2 separate regions of the Mus musculus genome follow, and region 2 is linked to region 1. A link is a loop called in an ENCODE intact Hi-C map of the cell type or tissue named here. Cell type or tissue: left cerebral cortex. All regions are shown on one strand. Links, peaks and the distances in the headings refer to the core of each region. The heading gives the core; the rest is flanking DNA. Region 1 overlaps Rabgap1l (RAB GTPase activating protein 1-like). Region 2 overlaps Rabgap1l (RAB GTPase activating protein 1-like).

The links. Hi-C counts contacts between places; a loop is a spot of excess contacts. Peaks named below come from ENCODE experiments on the same cell type or tissue, not always from the same donor. Only the 100,000 strongest peaks of a DNase experiment are listed, where the experiment ranks them.
Region 2: it touches region 1 in a loop (2.2-fold over the local background); 5 of 42 quality-filtered maps call a loop at or near these places.

What each region holds. Positions count from the first base shown.
Region 1 is chr1:160,392,940-160,404,106 of GRCm38, forward strand. The region is part of intron 17 of Rabgap1l (RAB GTPase activating protein 1-like); the gene reads right to left. Among named protein-coding and RNA genes, the nearest start is that of Mir1927, 100 kb to the left of the region's middle. In left cerebral cortex, for the core only: a CTCF peak has its summit at 6,695 (motif pointing right); a DNase peak (open chromatin) is centred at 6,699.
Region 2 is chr1:160,543,936-160,555,102 of GRCm38, forward strand. The region is part of intron 13 of Rabgap1l (RAB GTPase activating protein 1-like); the gene reads right to left. Among named protein-coding and RNA genes, the nearest start is that of Gpr52, 30 kb to the right of the region's middle. In left cerebral cortex, for the core only: a CTCF peak has its summit at 4,789 (motif pointing left); DNase peaks (open chromatin) are centred at 4,477 and 4,691; H3K27ac peaks cover 842 bases.

The DNA of each region.
Region 1 (11,167 bases), core at 1,915-9,914:
TTTACTGTCTTTTATAAAGTATTTATCCTCTATCCATTTGTGGATTATTTCTCTATGTGTAAGGCCTGCAAACATCAAGTTCCTTGTCCAAGAAGGAAAAGGGATGGTGATGTTTAAAAGTACTGGCTGAATATTCTAATCCTACTCTGGGTTTCTGGGTAATGTGGATATCTTGAGATATAGACTCTTATGTGCTCAAGACACCAGAATCACAAATGATGTCTCCAAAGACTGTGCTAGCTTCTCTCCATGCAAGTTCTCCTATGTGAGAACGGTTTTTCAGTTGATATATCTGATAAGCTCAGGCTCAACTAATATGTCCTCTTCACAGGATCTGTCTGTCTTCTACATGTGAATTGCACTATATCAAGTGTAGTCTATAAAAGGTTTCTGATTTCTTTCTCAAAAATCAGAAGTGATGTTTAGGAAAAGGTACCCAGTGTCTTGTAATGATTTGTGAAGCAACACTTTACAACAAGGCATCAAAATTGCAAGAGAATGATCGGAAATATGAATGATAAATACAAAATATTTGGCTGATTAGAATATAAACTATAAACCAAATATTTTGGTTGACTTGCTTGGTTAACTACAAAATCAGAAATAAGTACAACCAGGATCAGAGACAAAATAAATGGACATTACCATCCCAAGAGATGATGCTAGTCTGATTGTGATTATAACCTACCAGCTAGAAAAAGGGAAAGACTGCTTTAGACTTTTTTTTTTAATGTGGGTTAAAATTACAATTGTTCTCCCAATCTGTATTTGTCATCTTAACAACTCAACTAGCTACTGACTATCTGCCAAAGTTTCTATGCCAGAATTTAAAAAACAAACAAAGACCCATCTAAGGCCATGTGTCCCATGATAGCAGCTAGGTAGAATGAAATCTCACAACTGAGTGCTTATCAACTTGCCATCAGAATAAATGCAACATGTATCTGTTCTTGTTTATCCAATAAGTCTCTCTTACGTCTCTCTAGTTCCCTCAAACGTGTTAACACTTAGGTACCTTCCCTTAAGTTAGTCCCCACTCCTCCTTCCCAAATCCTATCATGGTTTCATGGAAACCATCACTGCATATTCAGTCACCATGCTTGTTAGTTACAGCATCACTGTAAAACAGCCCCTACCTCTATTTTTAACACAATAAGGAAACCTGCCTGATTCTCATGATACTATGGAGGTGTCAAGAGTATGAACATGACTACCCCAAGCTCGTGTACCTGTACAGTAGCAGGATTAGATCACCTCCAGCCTAAGTCTCAGAGGTATCATCTACGACCATTCTTCAAAGAGCAGGAATACACAAGGTGCATGCTTTCTTAGTGTTATAATAGCCATCCTAATTTTTTGTAGTTGATTTTTTTCCCTATGATTTCAACTAGACTTCTTCATAGAATTGCCTTCATACTGTGGTAAAAAAACACCTTTTCTTTTCTTTTTTTTTTTTTCTGTTAAATAAGGTTTTATATGCAACTAAGTTTTTTTTTAATTACGTATTTTCTTCAATTACATTTCCAATGCTATCCCAAAAGTCCCCCATACCCTACCCCCCCCCACTCCCCTACCCACCCACTCCCACTTTTTGGCCCTGGCGTTCCCCTGTACTGAGGCATATAAAGTTTGCAAGACCGATGGGCCTCTCTTTCCACTGATGGCCGACTAGGCCATCTTTTGATACATATGCAGCTAGAGTCAAGAGCTCCAGGGTACTGGTTAGTTCATAATGTTGTTGCACCTACAGGGTTGCAGATCTCTTTAGCTCCTTGGATACTTTCTCTAGCTCCTCCATTGGGGGCCCTGTGATCCATCCAATAGCTGACTAAAAACACCTTTTCTTGAATTGTATTAAAAACAATGTTGAAGCAACAAGGCTATGAAAATATAAGATCAGAGAAATATAAATAAAAACTTATTATTTTAAAAACTTTAAAAAACCCTTTTAAAATATAAATAAAAATAAAGTCTCCAAATAGCCAGAATAGCTAAAAAAAAAAAAAAAAAAAAAACCAAACCAAACCAAACCAAACCAAACCAAAAACAAAAAACAAAAAACCTGGGGTGCATAGTGAGGGGTGGGAGGGGAAAGTTATTTCCAAAATGCTTCCACTGTTCAGGCAGAGGTTATTTCTAGCAATTTATTAATAGGTGTTAACTTTCTGAAAATACCTCCTACCTTCAGAAACTCAACTTTTGCCCAATCTTACAACCAAGATAATACCATGCTTTGATGGCATTTACAGCTTTGGGCTCAACCTGCTTCCACTTTACCTGCCTTTATAATGGGACTAATCTTACTATGCTAAGGATACAATCTGTAATCAAGTTTTCCAAACTGAACTGAACTCTGCCTCCTCTCCTCTGTGACTCTCCGTTCCCCTGACTCAGAATGAAGGATGGCCGTGAGCATTATTGTAACCACTCACTGGAAGCGGTGGCTTGAGAGCAAAAACGAATGTCCACTGTAACTGTTAAAAGCAGCAGGTGGATACACGTGGGTAACATCTGTTTGAAGTTTTGAGCACTATTCTAGGTCAGAAGGGGTCAGCAAAGTAATTTCTTCCCTTGTAAAACTCTGGTAAGAAATATTGAGACAAAAGATTCATCATTTATTTCTTACGTTGTGTTTTATGTGCTATTCAATAAACAAGAAAAAGGCATTATTGAACAAAAGCAAATAACAATGTTGTTATGGCTATTTGCTACTTTCAATATTAAGTCTACCTACTATGTATACGTCTAAGAGCAAAATAATTAATAAATAATAACTAAGAGTATATAAGCCAGGTGTACTGGCATATACCTTTAGTTCCAGCTAAAGGATATCTATTAGTATCTGTGAGTTCAAGGCCAACCCAGAGATATGTGAGACTGCCTTAAAACAAAACAAAACAAACAAAAGAGCATATATATATATATATATATACATATATATGCATATATATATATATATATATATATATATACATACATGAATTAGTATTTAAATGTGCCAAGATCTGGGTTAATTACATTAAAATCATATCTTATTTTGTTTGTTTGGGTGGTTGGCTGGGTTGTTTTTTGTTTGTTGGTTTGGTTTGGCTTGGGTTTTGGTTTTGGTTTTTCAAGACACAGTTTCTCTGTGTAGCCCTGGCTGTCCTGGAACTCACTCTGTAGGCCAGGCTGGCCTTGAACTCAGGGATGCACCTGCCTCTGTCTCCCAAGTGCTTGGATTAAAGGCATGCACCAATACTGCCTGGCTTAAAAACATATCTTTATTCCTCACACATCAACCCTAAGCTTTCACAAAAAGAAATTATGATTTCCAGGATGAGCTAGGAATAGTAGTACATCTACCAGAAATCAGAGGATGAGGCAGGAGGATGGAAGGTCCAAGCCACCCTGGGTTACACAATGAAGCCTTACTTCAAAATTCAAAAAACAGCTTTACAGAAATCCATGTGGATTTTCTAGGGCTGCCCAGTACAAGCTACAGATCACGGATGGTAATTTAAGCAGCACAGTTATAAATGTCATCTTATAAAGCACTAAGTCAGAGAAGGCGACTCAGTAACAAATGATTATTTACAGCATAGATCTCAAAGTAGCACCCTATGTTTTACTGGTGTGTGTGTGTGTGTGTGTGTGTGTGAGAGAGAGAGAGAGAGAGAGAGAGAGAGAGAGACAGAGAGACAGAGAGAGACAGAGAGAGAGAGAGACAGAGAGACAGAGACAGAGAGACAGAGAGACAGAGACAGACAGACAGAGACAGAGAGACAGACACAGACACAGAGAGAGACAGAGTCCTGTATGGTGGTGCTGAGTAGAGGTCTCTGGGTCCCTTAAACAGGATTGTGGAACTCTGACTTCCTCCCCCCTTATACTTTCTGGTTATGAGGTTAAGAGGTTTTGTTCTAACAATATGAACTAACCAGAACCTCCATAGCTCCCTGGGACTAAACCACCAACCAAAGAAAACACACGGAGGGACTCATGGCTCTAGCTGCATGTGTAGCAGAGGATGGCCTAGTCAGTCATCAATGAGAGGAGAGACCCTTGGTCCTGTGAAGGTTCTATGCCTCAGTATAGGGGAATGCCAGGGCCAGGAAGCGGGAATGGGTGGGTTGGTGAGCAGGGGGAGGGGGGAGAGGGGAGAGGGGATTTTCAGAGGGGAAACTAGGAAAGTGGATAACATTTGAAATGTAAATAAAGAAAATATCTAATAAAAAAAAGAGGTTTTGTTCTGAACTGCTGTCATGACGTGCTACTAACCATAGGTCTAAGGAAATGAGGTCATCTAACCACACAGTGAAATTTATAAACTGTGAGCTAAAAGAACCCTTTTCTCTTTGTAGATTATCTCAGGCACATATTACAGCAGTAAAAAGCTTAGAGGACAATAAGGAAATTTACCCTTATCTCAGTATTATTTAATGTATCCTCCAAATTCAAAGGATTAAAGGAAGTCCTCCATTTAAATACAAGTAAAACCACAGAGCAGAAAGTAAAAATAGGTGCATTGCACCCAAACAAAACTCTATCATTTGTTTCAATATTGAAAACACTCACAAAAAAGTGGCTGACTGCTGTCAGGATATGAGACAATAACAATCCAGTCTGTTGCAGAAAGAATGGGTTATCACTTTCCTCTAGTGATGGCAGATTGAAATCAGCCTTGTGTTCATGAAGAAATGGTTCTTTAATTGATCTGGACACTGCAGTTTCATAATCCAGTCACAGTCTGGCAACATGTTTGCCTTAAAGAACACCTACAACTAATTGCCCCAAATTGAGCTCTAATGTGCAGATGACAGTGCTCCTGGGTAGACTAACTACTAAGCCCTCACAATCCTACATAAATAAAGGCTGGCAGTTGAGCACTCACTGAAAGAAAGACTGAACATTTGGCTGTGATGAGCAGACAACCGTGGGTTCAGAGAAAGCTGGCAGCTTATGAGAGACGCTATCAAAAGCCGTGCTGACAGCACTGGGGAGACAAGGTCATGTCAAGAAAGGGCCACATGCACATCAACACCTGGGTCAGCATGTGGGAAAGGAAAGTTACCAATGGAGTGCAAGGTCAACAAATCTGAAGGGACCAAGATAAAAGGATGCCACGGGCAGCAGGAGGAATGGAAGATATACTGACCAAAGAAAACAGCATACTAAAATCAAATCAAGTGACAAGCACATCTGATAATTGCTAGTATTATTAGGACATTCATTAACCTACCATCTTCAGCACTTTATGGCTTTTTTTCTCCATGAGTCCTCCTCTATAAATCTGTGCAATATTTGTAATTGTTACCATTTCTGAGCCAGAAAAACTGAGCCTCAGAGGCACCACACTGTTGCTAGCTCTTAACGCCAGGTTCAGAATTAGGACTGTCAGCGTGACACAGATCCTCGGGATTCTCATTCACTTCATTGTAAGCTTATTCAGTAAAACTTCCGGTAGGTACCTGTGGTGGTGAGGGATGGCTACAAGTCCCTGACACTTCTCCCACTGAGAGGTAGGGCCTCTGGACTCTCTGAATTGGGGAACTATGTCACTGCTTTGATGAGCGAATACGGTGGGAGGGATGCAAGGCCTGCTTCTGAACCCTGGATTCAGGGACTGATTCTCTGCTCTCTCTGACTAGTCACTCTTGCTATGGCATAGGAAGGACAAGAATACTTAGACCTTCATGTTCTAAGATGAACAATGAGAGGGCATGGTGGACCAGACAATGTCACTGATAGACCAAGGATTGCCAAGATGCTGATATATAAAAGAAGTGAATTATATGTTCTAATTCATGCCACGTGAACCAAAAATTGGTCATATAGCTGAGCTTTCCCCAATCTTTAACTCATGAGACCATGAACAAAATTAATAAGTGATTTTAATTTTTAAAACATTCATTGAAATAACTTAACTAGGAAAATGTCTGAAAAAAACCACAGTTCCAAGAATTTCTGCATACCTTTTACAAAATTTCACCAATGTCAGTATGCTACATAACTAGATGACACATAATGACCAAAACCACAAAGAATAAAACCTTGGTCAAAATCTCCACAAATGTCACCTTTTCTCACGTAGGATATAATCCTAGCCCACACTTGGAAATTCAATTTCCCAACCATCTAGTCTTTTACCTAGAACAGATTTCACCCTCATGTCCATGACTATGGCGTTTCTGAAGAATACCTGCCAGTTTTTTTTAATGTTCCTTAATTTGATTTCTGTATAATTAAATTTAGGTTGTGTTTTTGCCAATACCACAGCAGTGATAATGGGCTCTTTTCAGTACACACCACCAGAAGGTGATGTGACACCAGTGTCCCTCCATTAAATCATGGTTTCAATCCATTCGGTTCTGGTGTGACTTGTACAATACACAGGAGCCACAAGAGAACAGAATCTAGTCTGCCTTTCTTTGATAAATTTCTCTCTTCTATAGTCTGTGTAGTAATGCCCTCCACGTCCTCAAGAAAATGAAGAGAAAAAAAAAAAAAAAAAAAAAAAAAAAACTAAAGAGGTTGCTTTTAAACATAAGTCCTTCAGCAAGAATACTGCATCACATTAGCCAAACATTCACTGCATTACTCTTCCTCTCTTTAAACACTTTAAAGGCCCAATCTTTTAGGATAGATTAATTGGAATTTGATAGATAATAAGCAAAAAGAGGTGATTTGGTTCTGGGGATTTTTCATGGGCAACCACTAGAGGTCAGTATTGGAGCACTGAAAGTCAAGTACTTGTTTCCTGTAACAGATTTCATAGACCCTCAGAAGAGTTATTTAAAAACCCTCATGCCACATCTTCCCTGTGTTATTAATGATGACTAATAAGATGTAAAATATACAAACAGCAGGTTATTTTATTCTCCCTTTCCCCTAGTTTCATAACATATTCACATTTACTATAATTCTTTTATTATTTCGCCCCAAATGAATAGTGAACAAAGTGTTCAATATATTGCATATAAAACATTTAAAACAACTTTTTTTTAAAGAAGAAAGAGAGATGCAGGATAAATTGGGATTAGCACCATTCCCTGCTGCACAGTGGACTTCATTGGTGGGCCACTCATTTACCTATCAGTAAGTAGATCCCTATAAACTATGGAGGACGGAACCTGTCTGTGTCTTTAAGGGTACACACACACCAGTTGTCAGGATGCTACCTGGAATAGAGATGTTCAGTCTGAGAAAGGTGATTCTAAGTAGATGACCTGTCCCTCTCTGTCTCTCTGTCTGTCTCTCTCTGTTTGTCTCTCTGTCTCTCTCTCTGTCTCTCTCTCTGTCTCTCTCTCTCTCTCTCTCTCTCTCTCTCTCTCTCTCTCACCTAGGACTTTGCATATGCTAAGCAACAACTCTACTACCAACTTACATTCTCAACCCTCATTCTTCCTTTTCCTTTCTTCTCCTCCCCTCCCCTCCCCTCCCCTCCCTTCCCCTCCCCTCCCCTCCTTCCCTTTCCTAATTGCCATCTTAGAACAATTCAACTTTTACTTCTACCCTCTGTTGATTTCCTGCCACCTACAGCCACTAGCAGCCTGGTCTACAAACAAAACAAAAGAAAACAAAACAAAACACAAAACAAAACAAAACAAAACAAAACAAAACAAACCCTCTAAGACACGTGATATAATTTGAGCTCAGTTAAGGGACCTAAATTACTTGTGCTATGGGAACCTAAAATCTTTATTGTAAGGAACTATAAAAATATTGCTTCATTCACTTTTACCAGTGGGCCTCGTGAGATGGCTTGGCACTTGCTGTGTATGCCCAAGGAGCTGACTTTATTCTAGAAACCAATGTAAAGGTGGGGAGGTAGTGCCATCGTATTCATTCATGGTACTCTTTCAGAACGTGAGGTGGGAGGTGGAGACAGAAGAGTCTCCTGGAAGCTTGCAGGCTCCCTTCAAGCACAGACACATGAGGCCCTGCCCTCTCTTTAACATAACAAGTGAGGCAGAAAACCTGAATGTTGTTGTCTGAATACATGCAAGGCTGTATTCCCAAACACATTGATCACAAAATTTAGGATTTAGAAAAATTAAGATATTAAACTAACTTTTTGTCTGTTAGGCTATCATTAATTGCTCTATTTTGAAAAAAGAAAAGAAAAAAAAAAGAAAAAAGAAAATTTCAAATATGCCAGGTGGTTTACTAAGTTCGTAGAATTTAGGACTGTACTGTCCAGTTTTCTGGCTCTGGCTCAGCTCTCTATGCGTTAAGTCAGTGGTGTTCAGCCATAGCTATTTATTAAAATCACTTGGGGAAATTTTATACCACACAGAGGCCGATGCTTGACCAGAGAACAACCACAATAACAACAAAATATTTCTCAGGAGCCATATAGTTACTTGCATTTTTAAGAACTTCCCAGGCAATGATGCCATAAATTCAAGATGAGAATTGAGCATTAACCAGAAGTAGCAAGTCACCTATTTGTCAGAATGACCCAAAAAAGTCTTAGTAATGCTCTAGATTCTACTTCAGCTGATCTAGGCAGGGCCTGGGCTTGTAAGGCATTTCTGATATGCACCAAATATTTACAGCTAACCTAATATCTAAAGATAAACCCAAAATTCATCCATTTGTACACAGGAGGATGGATATTATTTCAGAAACTGAAAAATGACTAATGTTAAATAATCTCTGGAACATGTAAATTCTGATCATAAATATTACCAAAATGTAACCTCTTCAGTTCCCTAATGAATATTCCTTTCATGCACATTCACATCATAAAAATTCACGAACGGAACAAAGTTGATGCTTCCCACAGCAAACAAACAGTATATTATTTTTATTATGCAATGATCTCAAAGTATTTACAATATCAAGGTAACATTAAATTTATGAATTTAAAAATGAATATATGTAGGGCTGGAGAGATGGCTGTGGAGTTAAAAGCACTGGCTGCTCTTCCAGAGGACTGAGGTTTAATTCCCAGAATGCACATAGTGGCTCACAAACATCTATCACTCCAGTTTCAGGGAATCTGACACACTTTTTGGCCGCCAAAGGCACCAGGCACACATGTAGGCATACATGAAGGTAAAACACTCATACACATAAAATAAAAAATAGAAATTAACAGTGGCATAATTCCAGTTATAAAATAGCAATTAAAATAATGTTATGGTTGGGAGTCACCACACCATGAGGAATTGTACTAAAGGGTTGCAGTGTTAGGAAAGCTGAGAACTATTGCTTTAGATGATTTGCCAGCAGTAAGAAAGTGTGTAACGATCATTTAGAAAGTTGTTGAGGACATGTAAGTTCTATTAAATTTCACAATCGTGTCTGTTCCGTGATCTGTCTGTGTGTACACATATATACATTCTGGTAACGAGGTAGTCTGCTACTCTAACAGGAAGCTATGAGCTGGCTACTCTAAAACCAACAGGACTGGACCTGCCATGGTGGACACAACTTTAATCCATAGCATTCCAGAAGCAGAGGCAGGCAGCATGATCTGCACCTCAAGTTTCGGGCCAGCCACGGCGACATAACAAGACCCTGTCTCTACATAATTACATAAGTCTGCAGGAAACACACTAACACAAGTTAAACTTAATAAAATACAAATAAAAATGGGAGACTGAAATGTGTAGACATTTTTCTAGTACTATAGATGGAACTTGGAAATTAACACATTAGGCTTGAACATGATTAAAAATTGACTAACAGTAAGATGAAAGAGGACACAGTGGGGGCAGTGTGACAAAATCCCAAATCAGTGACTTTCAGAGAAAATGAGCTGTTAGTATTATTCCCTTGAAAATTCCATTGACATATCAGTCTTTGCTCATCATGTTAACACCAAATTTCAAAGGAAGTACATTTCCCTTGATTCCTGGGAAACCACACTCCTCATGCTTTTCAAACTAGTAAAATATACTTCAATCTGAGGTTTTAATGAAACAAAACTTACTTATATAAAAAGCAGAAATGACAATTTTTTATTTTTTAGTCAAGCTTTTAATGAAAAGATCATAAAATAACAGTTTCTCAACACTGCACATTAAGACTGCACGCTTTTGAATGGAGAGATTAGTTGTGGATAAATCACTCTAACATCAGAGGGCTGCAGAGCTGCAGCTCTGACCTGAATGCATCCATCCAAACTCTTTAGGGAAGTAAACTCAAATCAATGTGATGAGTGGCAGTAAGGGTTACCGGTACCAGAGTGCGATTCCAGCATCCCACCCCTGCTCAGGGAAGGACATAAAGGACTTCCTGTTCCCTCTTCCAGTTCCAATTAAATGAAACAGATATACCCCATCCCTCCTGAGGTATTTGCAAATGGGATAGAAAGAACCCAACCTGGGGCTCCTGGAAGAAACAACTGACGGGTGGGTACAGGGGGTTCCTCTCAGCACCTGGCCCCATGGGGCTCCACCAAGTGGAGGGGAGGACCCTGGGAACTCTCTCTGACCCAAGTGTTATGCAGCATTTATATGCAGGTCAATAAATTACAGCAATAAATAGCAAGGTGAGGTAGGGGAGGGGTCCCTGGTAGAAAGCTAAAGTAAGGTGACTGAAGCTGCAGGTTTCCTAGGAAGGGGCCCTGGGCAGCACGGATCCAAAGCTCCCACCCTTTCCTGGGCTGGAATGTCAGACTGAGGTCAGGTCCCTCTCTATCCCTCATTCCTGGCACCCATTTCAGTTTCAGTATCATTGGCCCCATCGTGACTGGGGAAAGGAAGACCTTGGCCCCTTTAGTAGAGCACAGTAGGGCTTTGAAAGCCTGTCCATTCTTTACAGGTCTTGCTCTGGCTTCTGCCTTCATTCATAGCACTTGCTCCCTGAGGCCTTCCCTCCCGGCTGCCCAGGGTTTCCCCTACTCAGGAAGGCAGCAGTCTGCCTGCTGACAGACAGCCCAGCAGATTGCACTCCTGCACAAAGACCTGAGGTCCAGTAGATACTGACAGTGTGGGCAGCAGGTGGGGACCTGACTTCTCTCAGTGTTGATGTACAGAAAACACACTTCCTGGGCCACATGAGGTCAGGAGTCACAGTTGAGGTGTATGGCTATGCTGCAAGTCTGAGAATCTGACATGTTCATCTTTTCCTTTTTACAATCTTGGAAGAGCCCTTAAGCTCAGTCTGGAGGGAATGGGCATTGGCAGAGCTGGGCCTGCTCCGCTAGCTTGCCCTAAGTCTGAGAAATAAATAC
Region 2 (11,167 bases), core at 1,685-9,684, 150 kb after region 1:
CCTTATTAATTAATGAGAAGTTTTAAACTATTTGCTGCATTAGTCAAAGCATAATGTCAACACTATCATAACACAAAGATTTCCTACAAAGACAGCAAAATTGGTAACAAACACCTCCTATGCTCAAAGTTTTCTTTACCTAGCAAATAAACTACAAAATAGCATGTACCAAATTTCAAACAAAATACAGGTACTTAAATTTTTACTGAAAAATTATAACAGAAATGCTATAAAAGTACCATTTTAAATGCACTTAACAATTAAAAATCAATGCAAATGCTCAATGGATATTAACAACTGAGTTTTGCATAAATAACTCAATGGAAATAAATTCAATGTTGCAAAACAGGAACTTGCATGGAGGTTTCACTTACTGTGTACCTGTGATCCTGTAGCATGTTAGTGCCGAGAGGAGTTCCCCAAGGGAAGTAAGTTGTCAGTGTCCTAAGGCCATGGCACACTCTGTTTTATACATGCACTTTTGTTTAAATGTTTGTGCTTCTTTAAGCACAAACAACATAGTTAAAAACAATGTCTTTAGACTTTAGGGATCCAAATAGTAGAGATGACACTCCTGTCAACATGGCCCTTTAAGTCACACAAACCTAAATATCTAAAGATGGTTTTCCTACCTAAGCCATTCTAAACTCTTGGTTTCTTACCCATTTTGAAATTTAAAACCAAAGCATCTTAGTGCTTTGAGAGATTCTGAATTCCACTTGTTTTCAGTACTTCTAAGGTTATAATGTGTCAGAGAATGAAGTAATTTCTAGTGTTATGCTAAGCACAAACTTTATTTATGTACGTATTCTCTGAACGTCTCTATTCTACAAAGTGCACGAAACATTTGCCACCAAACAATTTAGAACTTAATATGAAGTGGTGGTTAAAAAATTTGCACTGAAAAGAAGTTCAGTGGAAGGCAGCGTCCTGAGGAGAAGCCATCCGCTGCTGTCATCCCTTCTACCACTGTCCTGGGGTATGTCAGCTATTAGTCTTCACTACGAACAAAACACGAGAACAGAATTGCTTTGTTTTGTGTCTCCTTATGAGCATGTTTATACTGTGAGAAATAATGAACAGATTTTGTTTTACACAACTAATTAGACTAGTTTATTTTTTTCATTAAAAAACATGTAAAACATTCACAATATGATAAGTTGTATGAAGTCATTACTATCGAAAAGCGAATCAGGAAAGAAATAAACCAAAGGATTTGATAGAGAGTCAGGAAATTTAATAAAATGGAAGAAGCATGCTCAATGTACATACAATTATTCTAGTAGCTATGGATAACAAGCATGACATTTTGATTTCTCCTAGGTGTAAATTATACCTTAGTTTGTGTTAGTTCCAGTGTACTAAAAGCATGCTTTTTAGTGCAAACTTACTTAAGTGTAACTCTAGTATTTTATGTGGGCCTTCCAAGAGTAATCAAGAAAACTACATATATACCAGCAGCTAATGTTCAGTGAAAATATACACCACTACCTAAGTGTTTTGTTAGTGGGGAAACTATTTAATGTTGTTTAATGTATATCCTTAGCTATCTTATAAAAATATTTGTTAGTTGACTCTGCCTGAAAAGCTGTCCTTTATCCCTGAAGCCATATGGTTGGTTGCTATTTAGCAGTAATCTACATATCTATATAATAAATTCTTTACCAGGAGAGGAGACTGAAATCCTGCATCTTGGGTCTTGATTCTTTATTAAACACATCTATTGGAAAAAAATTGAGTTTTGATATGAAGTTTTCATCACAACTCCCTTTCTTTCTTGCTTAAAGTTTTGGTAACAGATGAAAACAGATGTCAGTATAGAACCTTGACAGTCCATTAATTAGTGAACTAAACTAAGATTTTAGATTAAAACAGCTGCTTATTAGCTATGAAAAGGTACATAACGAATACATAGCTCTCATTAAACTTCTTTGTTATACGGAACCAAAACCATGGCTACAGTCACAGAGAGACCTTGTACTTAATGAATACTACCATTGAGATCATGGTATATCTCCTCACTCACCAAACAACTGAATCAAACACTGGGACTTGAGGTGGCTGTTTGTCTGATTCATAGATGATGAAGCAAAGACACTAGGCTCTATTAGCAAAATGAACCAAGTCTCCAAACTATGCCACTTTATGCAGCCTGCTATGAATGGAAACAGCAAAGGCTGTAGATAATAGAGGTAGGAAGGTTAGAGATACTAGAGAGTGTGTTTTGTCTTTGAAGTCATTCTGTTTAAGATGCAACTATAGGCCAAGTATAAAAATCCAGATCATAGCTAGAAATGCAGTTTAAGGGTCTAGGAAATGTAAAGAACAGAAATATACATTTAAGAGTTATTGCATAGTACAGTGGTAGAATTCAACATTTTCAAGGAATGGGAAGAAGGAAAGAAAGGAGGAAGGGAGGAAGGAGAGGAGGAGGGAGGGAGGGAGGGAGGGCGAACTAATGAAGGATACCTATGGCACCATCTTTTTAAAAAAAGAAAGAAAGGGGGAGGGTAGTGATTTGTCAGTGTGAATTGCAGAATTTTTTAAAATCAGCAATCTGAATTTAAGTTACCAAAATTCATTCTTGTATACTGCCTGGAAAAAAGGAAAGAAGAGAATGCACAAATCTGAAGCAAACCAAAGGAGAGGCAAGATCAATGTTTTTAATTTATAAGCAGTCATGTTACTAGATGACATGTATTGCCTTCCTTCAGCAAGGAAGAGGAGGAACTACAATTTTATCTCACTCACAGTTCTCCCTAAACCAGCTCTGGTTACACAGAGAATTCTAGACTAGGATTCACTATTTTGAACTTAAGACATTAAGCTTAAAATAAACAAAGGGTATCTGAGCAAAAGGTTGTCATCATTCTTCTTTAAGCCTTAATTACCTTAGCTCCACACAGCAGAGAACAGCTATTTTTACTAGAGGTCTTTCAGCTAAAGATGCCCTAACTACCTTGCCCTGAATTCTGTGTCCATCCCTATTTACATAATGCTCTGGACATTTGAAATGTGGTATAATAATACAGTACTCCAATTTAATTAAATGCAAAGTAAAAATGTGCTCTGTTTTCATTCCAAGCAAAATGAATACAACTAAACAAGACTTAATATTATATAGGAATAAAGTCATTTTCACATGAGAGCTACAGTTCAGGGCCACAGGATTTGTTTATATAATTATTTCCAGGGTGAGTAGAAAATTAATTAACAAATAAAAATGTGTAGTAATTGTCCAGAAAGGCCAATTATTGCCATCCTATCACCCTTGTCTAAATATGTCCTTTGGACTTATTACAGTTAATAATTTTTTCTGAGGAATGATGCTGCAACAATTTTTCCAGCACTCCCAGGGGAAAATGTCACTCTCAAATTGAGAGCTGTGCAGAATAACAATTGCAAGCGACATACCAATTCATCAAATGTCATCAGATCTTAACCACTTTTCTCAGGCTTTGGTATCTTTAGTTACAAAATAATCAAGATTCCTCCAAAGCAAACATGGCAGAATGAAAAACAGTATTAATAAGTCAGACAGTAACTCTGTTGTGCAGTAGAAAAGTAAATAGTATAACTGCATTGGTTTAGAAAAAGGTGTAAGACTATGAAACAGAAGGACATAATAAATCTACTAAATATATATCTGGGCTATAATGAAAGCCTGCTGTATAAAACAACATTTTAAAGGTGTTCTCTCTTGGTGAAAATTTAGAAAAAAATAAGAAATAGAAGAGGCATCTGAGGCCTCACTTAATTACAGCAACATACCAAATAAATAATTAACTTTCATTTGGGCTAAAATATGAACCTTCCAGTATCCTATCCCCATGTGCATTCAATGAATCTTAGTGATTAGACCTTGTGCTGCCTACCCAGTAATAATGAGAATCATTACAAAGAAGATTGTAAGACATTTTCTATTAACAAAATTTTATTTTAATATACAGAGTAGTATATACATAATTACCACAAAACTGAAGTTTAAAACACACATGCATGTCTCAACAGTCAGGTGTAAATATGCATTCACACACTCCTCAGTTAAACAATCATTACTACTTCCCAAATTACTGTATGGAAAATTAATGGATAAATACTAAACCGGATGATGTTACAGTAATCTCTGTATAATTAAGACCTCTGTGACAGAAATCAGTATGGAAAAAATAATTTAAAAGCAGTCACTGTCATAGACACTGATACTGCAGCATGTAACTCACTGACATTTATATAGATATTCAACAAGAGATGAAGAGGCTAATCATATTTTAGCTAAGCAAAGCAATAGCTAACCTACAAAGGGTTGTCAGAATCTTTTGTTCAAATGACAAGGCTGCTGCTCTTTCTAAGCAGTCTTTGTTGGACTAACAGAGAGAAAAGAAAGAGCAAGAAACTTGGTAAGTAGCTGCCAATGACAAAAGGGCAAGGAGTGGGAGGGAGAGAGAAGCATAAGGAACAGGAACAGAGAACAGGAGTCAGCGCCAGGAAGAGCTGGGGATATAAAAGGCAGCAAATAGAACTCATACAACACAGCAACACCAGAAAACCTAATGGGGAAAAGGAGAAGAGAGCAGAGAAGAGAGAGATTTATAAAGACTCACGGGGCTTAAGAAGGATTAAAAGCAAAAATGCAAGGCAATGAGATGCAGTAATTTTCTTGTTAAGAATATGGATTCCAGGTGCTGGAAAGATGACTCAGCAGTTACAAGCACTTACTATTCTTGCAGAGGCCCCTAGCTCAGTGCCCCACACCTACACTGGATGGCTTGCAACTGTTTATAGCTCCAGCTAAGAGGAGCCTAACAACCTCTTCTGGTCTGAACAGGCACTTCACTCCTTTTCATGTATCACAGACACAGACACGAACTCTACAGACATGGACACACATAGACAGCACTGATGACACAGGCAGACACAGGCAGACATAGAGAGAGACACAGATGACACACAAAGATAAACAAAACACACACACATCCAAACACACACACACACACACACACACACACACACACATCAATATTAAAAAGTCCTACTTAAAAAAAAAAGAAAACAAAAAGAATATGAATTCCAAATTCAGACATTGTAGCACTTTGCAAGTGCAGGGAGAGGGATCAGGGTTCAGGGCCAGCCTCAGTAACAGTATTCAACCTTCATTGTTTTGGTTGCTTTTTTTTTTTTTTTTTTTTTTTTAAATTTTTGGTCAGAGCAATTTAATCACAGCAATGGGAAGAGAAATGAAGGATATCTTCTAAACTGGAGACATGCTAGGTTGAGTTTTTGTGCTTTATTTTTATTTCTAAAAAAATGATTTCATATTGTAGCAAGCTTAGCTATATGAAATCATGTCACACATAAAAAGTTTTAACTAAAATATACAAAGAATATGAATTAACACTTCAATTTCCACAAGGCAGTTCTGTTATTGTTGTTGTTTTGACATTTTGTTTTGTTTTTTGTTTTTGTTTTTGTTTTTGTTTTTTGAGACAGGGTTTCTCTGTGTAGCCCTGGCTGTCCTGGAACTCACTTTGTAGACCAGGCTGGCCTTGAACTCAGAAATCTGCCTGCCTCTGTCTCCCAAGTGCTGGGATTAAAGACGTGCTCCACTACGCCTGGCTTTTCTTTTCTTTTCTTTTTTCTTTTTTTTCTTTCTTTTTTGGTGTGTGTTTTGACTTTTTGAGACAGGGTCTCACTATGTAGCCATGGCTGGCCTGGAACTTGTTATGAATAGCAGACTGGCCTCCAACTCATAAAATTATGCCTGCTGGGAAGAAAAGTCTAAGCTACCATGTGTAGGCCCACGTGGAAGCTCTTAAACTTCTGGTGTAAATTTTCACAAAAACAATGAGATTATCATTACAAAATACAATTCATGGGCACAGAAAACACTTGATGCTACCTATCCATAACCTAATAAGAAAAAGAAACCACATGTGTGTATTTATGGTGAATATAATGTAATATTTAGTAAGGAAAGATATAAGTAATCACACTCAAACAACTCTACTAAAGCATGGAAACTGGAGTCTGATTTGTACCCCATGAATGATTTCGGGAATGGTCCCACTTGTGTAGATGTAACCAGAGAGATACATACTTGTCTATTCTGTTAGGCTGAAGAAGAAGGGTACAATTTAAGCATGAAGGAATACATAGCGAATATACAATGTAAAGGTTCCTATATCTTCTGCCCTTTGTTTTTTAGCATATGTTTATTCTACAGAGATGAAGAGAGTTGGAAGTCATCACAAGTTTAATAAGTGGAGACAGCTCTGTTTCACTTCGAAGTGGTCTGTTTTCAGGTAAACAATGCAACTCAATTGCAAGTTCAGTGTTTTTAAAGATTAAGGAATCTCTCTCATGGCATGACAACCAGGTGGGAGGAAGATTAGTGGGCAATTATATGGTCACTGTCTTGTGGTTATAAAAAAGGAGACACTGTACTTGTTAATTTGCTGAAGACCAGGCTGTTGGTTAGCCTCACCAGAGATATCTACCATTTAATCCAGTCACTAGTGTCCTGAGTTAAATCCGACTGTAACCTCTGCTTCTGAGATGAGAGTACTATGCAGACTTTTGGTCCTAGTTATTGCTTTTGATTAGTAGTCCACCAGTGCTCTTAAGGATTTCAGTTCTCCAAGAAGGTATGCGATACTGTATATGCCACCAAAATTTCATGTTGAGATGTCATGGCACAACAATGGAATTCAAAAGTGGGACTTTTAAGAGTTGGTTAGATCACTCACAAATGATTCAATGCCAGTAGCATAGGAGTAGGATCTTGGTAAAAGGGCAAGTTTGGGTATCTTCACTCATGTGATCTTGCTTTCTGGAGATGTGGATAACCTTTTGCCACATCATAACACAAGATGTCCTCAATTCACGTGGCTCTCAAAACTTAGTCAGTCTTCCCAGCTTCCAAAAACATGAGTCAGACTATTTCTTTATTTTACTGGCTGTGGTATTCTCCTTTGGCAAGAGCAAGCAGGCCAGTGCCCTCATAGAATGCTGACATTCTGAGTCCCTCATAGGTTTCAACAATTGTCACACTCTTATCCCTATCCTTGACAAAACCTACCTGTCCTACTTTTGAGACTCAACCTCTGGAAATATGTGTAGAGAAAGGAAGACACCAATCAATGGTCTAACTTAAAACTTAGAGTGAAAAGTCTTAGTCTTTGATCCAGCAACCCTACTTCTAAGAATTTGCTCTAACAAGCTCAGAATGTCTGTAAAATGGTATGTGGTCAGGGCTATTGCCATTATTATTATTTGTTGTCACAAGATTAGGAATTGGTATGTCTACCAACAGAATATGTTTTTAAAGAGGTGATAAAAGAATGGGGCAGTTTAGCCCCTATAGATAGAAAAATCATATGAAGAAGGAATGTATATAAGTGTGAATTATGTATCCTTTCCATACACAGAGCTAGAAAATAGTACTGTGGAGTGTGGGAAATAAAGAGGAGAAAATGGGGAGGAAACTTATGTATAACTATATTATTTCATATTTTTGTTTCTGTATTTAAAAATATATTTCACACTATAATTCATTATAGAAAATAAAACAGAATAAAGAACCAAGGATTTATAATTGACTCCTGTAATAGAGGCTGTACATATCCTAGTTTTGAAATAATGAACATCAACAATCCCAAGGATGACCTGCAACAAAAGGAACAAAAGTTCACTGTTGTAAATTCCTGGCACTGTACTCAGCACCATAACTAAGCAAAGCATTACTCTCTGACTTACTTCTTCAATCCCATAAACTTGGGGAACTCAATGAAAGAACAACGTGATATCAGGAACCACATCTCTCAGAGGGAGGCAGTCTCCGTCAAACCCTCACAGGACATATAGACTCCGTGGACTATGACAAACATTCAACAAAGCCTTTAAAACTAGGCTGCTGGGTATATATTTCATGGCAGTTAGAAGCTTCTGAGAGATTCACTCTTCTCATCAGGAGGACAAAGTGAATAAAGGATGAAAATTGCTACAAGGACCACTTCCTAACCAGAGATATTTTTCCCTTCAGAATTTGGGTAATAAGTCTTAGTAGGCAGGACTGCTCAGCCAATGTATCTATACATACACTAAAATCATCCTACCCTGGCTTGGAATTGGGCAGGGAGGGCAGAGAGCATCGGGGATCTCATGTAACTCATAAGGAACCTAGTTTCTAGGGTAAAGGAAAACAGCAAATGGGGGTAACAATAAGCAATGTCAGGAGAAAAACAATGAAAAGTAGTTTAAGATTCTAAAACACAAACAATAGGATGTTAAGAATTTTTTCTATGAACCAAATTAGTAATGAAGACAGAGGAAATAAATTAGTTTTATTAAATTTTCATTATTTAAATGGGAGGAGGAAAACAGTCCAGTGATTGAGATTTAAAACTATATATTAATAGTGTAGGATCCTCAGAGAACAGTTTCATTTTACATGGAAAGCATGCTTAGAAATTGAAACTGTTTTGCAAAAAATTATATCAGAGAAATGGCAGTCACTTGAGGTTGTGATGAAAAGTGTCTAGGTCTACCAAACACTTCTGTACTGCTTAAAATAGCAGCAAAACAGAACAAATTTCCTTCCCTGCCATGGCTTTATCTTATAAGAAACAGCATCTATCGGCCCATGGGGAAAACAGTACATCAACACAAAAGCAGCCTGGCTGAAGATGGCTGTGGCTTTATCTGCAGGAGTCCATCTACAGATATAAGCCCACTTAATTCTCCATAAACCTGTCCAAGCCACCAACAGAGTATTATTTTCAAAAGGGAAGAAACAGATCAATGCCACTTTCTCTCTTAAGAAATTATACAAGTCAATGTTCTAAATATATGCTTTCAAAAATACCAAACTCCAATGAAGAAAAGGCAAAGAAAAATGACTTTCCTTGAAAAATAATATCTAACTGTGAAATGGAAACTGTCAGACGATGTAAGTTCAAACATAAAAGTATGAGAGTAAATCTAGAAATTAAATACCAACTTTGAACTCTGGATACATTTAAGTAATTTACTTAAAAGTAAAAACAGATTTTTCTACTAAAGGTTATATTCTATCTATAAACTATTAACTTTAATACAAGCTAGGGTCCTGAATGTTCACAAGAAAAGCAAGCCTGAAAAAGAATTTGATGTCTAACCAAGTGGAATCTACTCTTTCAACACACTTTACTACTATGTTTCAGTGAGTATTTATGAAAACGCACATGATGTCTAGCTTTGGGGATACAGTGGTGAGCTGAAAATAGCATGGTCACTGACCTCCAAGTGTCCCAGTCTACTGAGAAAGCCATTCACAGAAGGGCAACAATGGAAGGTCTCACTCAGATGTGGAACCTTCAAAAGTATTTTTTAAAGTATTAAATAAGTTGGGAGTCACTAGACGCAATGGAATACACCTGTGGTCCAGCATGTAGGAGGCTGAAATCTGATCAAATGTCCAAGGCCAGCTGGGGCTACACTGTGGAATCAAAAGTAACCTGTGCTACCGAGTGAAACCCTGTATAAAAAATTAAAATGGAAAGGTTGAAGAGTAGTGCCAGAGGTTCAAGGAGAGAGGAGAAGAGAGAGAGACTCAGAAAGTCAGCTACCTCATACTTCTGGCTAGGGATGTCTTGATTACAATGTTTTTCCTGTTTTATTGTCAACCTGACATAACCTAAATGATAGAAACTCAACAGAAGAACTGTCTCAATCAGACTGGCCTGCGGGCATATCTGTGGACCATTGTTGATTGCTACAGCTAGAACAGAACCCAATACATTGGAAGCAGTGTTAACACTAAGCCGGTGGGTCTGACCTACAAAGCCTGAGCCTGAGCCTGAGCCTGAGCCTGAGCCTGAGCCTGAGCCTGAGCCTGAGCCTGAGCCTGAGCTTGAGCCAGTGGAGAGCTAGGTACTGAGCACTGTTCTCTATGGATTTCCTTCCAGGTTTCTGATTCAGGCCTGTCTTAACTTAACTTGATGATGAATTTTTGACACTGGAAGTGTAAACCAAATGAAACCTTTTTCCCCTAAGTAGCTTTTGATCATAGTGTTTATTATAGCAACAAACTAGGACACTGTTTTAATTCAATTTATTCTATAATCCATTTCTGGGTACATTACTGTTTGCTTAATAGTTCTGAATTCCAAAATCATATGCAAATTGGCAAATAAATGAGATAATAAACTTAAGCAAATGATTGATTAATCCTAAGTAAAGCTTTTAAATCACTTTGGCTGACATTATAGTTTGCTGAGCCATGTAGTCAAAAGAGTACATGCTGTTTCTGGTAAGATTATCTAATAAATGCAACCTCTGTATAACCATTCCATTTTAAATAATTTTGTATAGAATCAATTAGGTATTACATAAATAGTACCTGTATCCATAAATCAGAGGAAATTAGCAAATGAAGAATAAATTAGATAGTCAAAAGATATAATTTTTAAAAATCACTTTGAATGACACTAGACTGTAGTGTCAAACTAAAATGAAAAATAATTCATCTGTTACCAGAATTTCTAATTTTAAAAAATGTAATAGACAATTTGATGTTTATATGAGGAATGAACTTATATGGGACACATGGTAAACATAACTGCTAGTAATATTAGAGATTTAAATGTTTCCCAGAGATAGAATGAATAATCTGGTTATCACCAAGAAAAGAATCAATATTGATCATCCATTCACCAGAATTTCAAATACCTACACATCTTTTGTTTTCAACCAATTATGCAATTAAGATCTTTTAGGGTTAATTCTGTAGCAAAAGGAGTCATGGACTTTGCAACTGACATATTACAAGAAATTATGCAGTCTGCCCACAGCAATGGTACAGAGAATCAAAGCATGCAGAGACAGCACAAGGTTTCCTTATTAGCCCAATACTAGCATCCAAAGCAATCACCTTTCAGAAATCCCACTGTATCATTGATTTTTAAATTTTTGTACAAAAGGAAATAGGAATCCACAGAACAACTTCAAATTTTAAAGTATTCTTTTTAACCTATAGTGTCAATACACCTACATAGACATTTAAAGCTTTGGAGTGCAGATTCCTGTGTACCTAAGTCTCACCAAAATACATCCCATGGATCAGAGCTCAGGAATGTCCAGCTTTAGAAATTTTTCTCTTTTGTGAGTCTGCTGCATGCAAAAGCTAGCT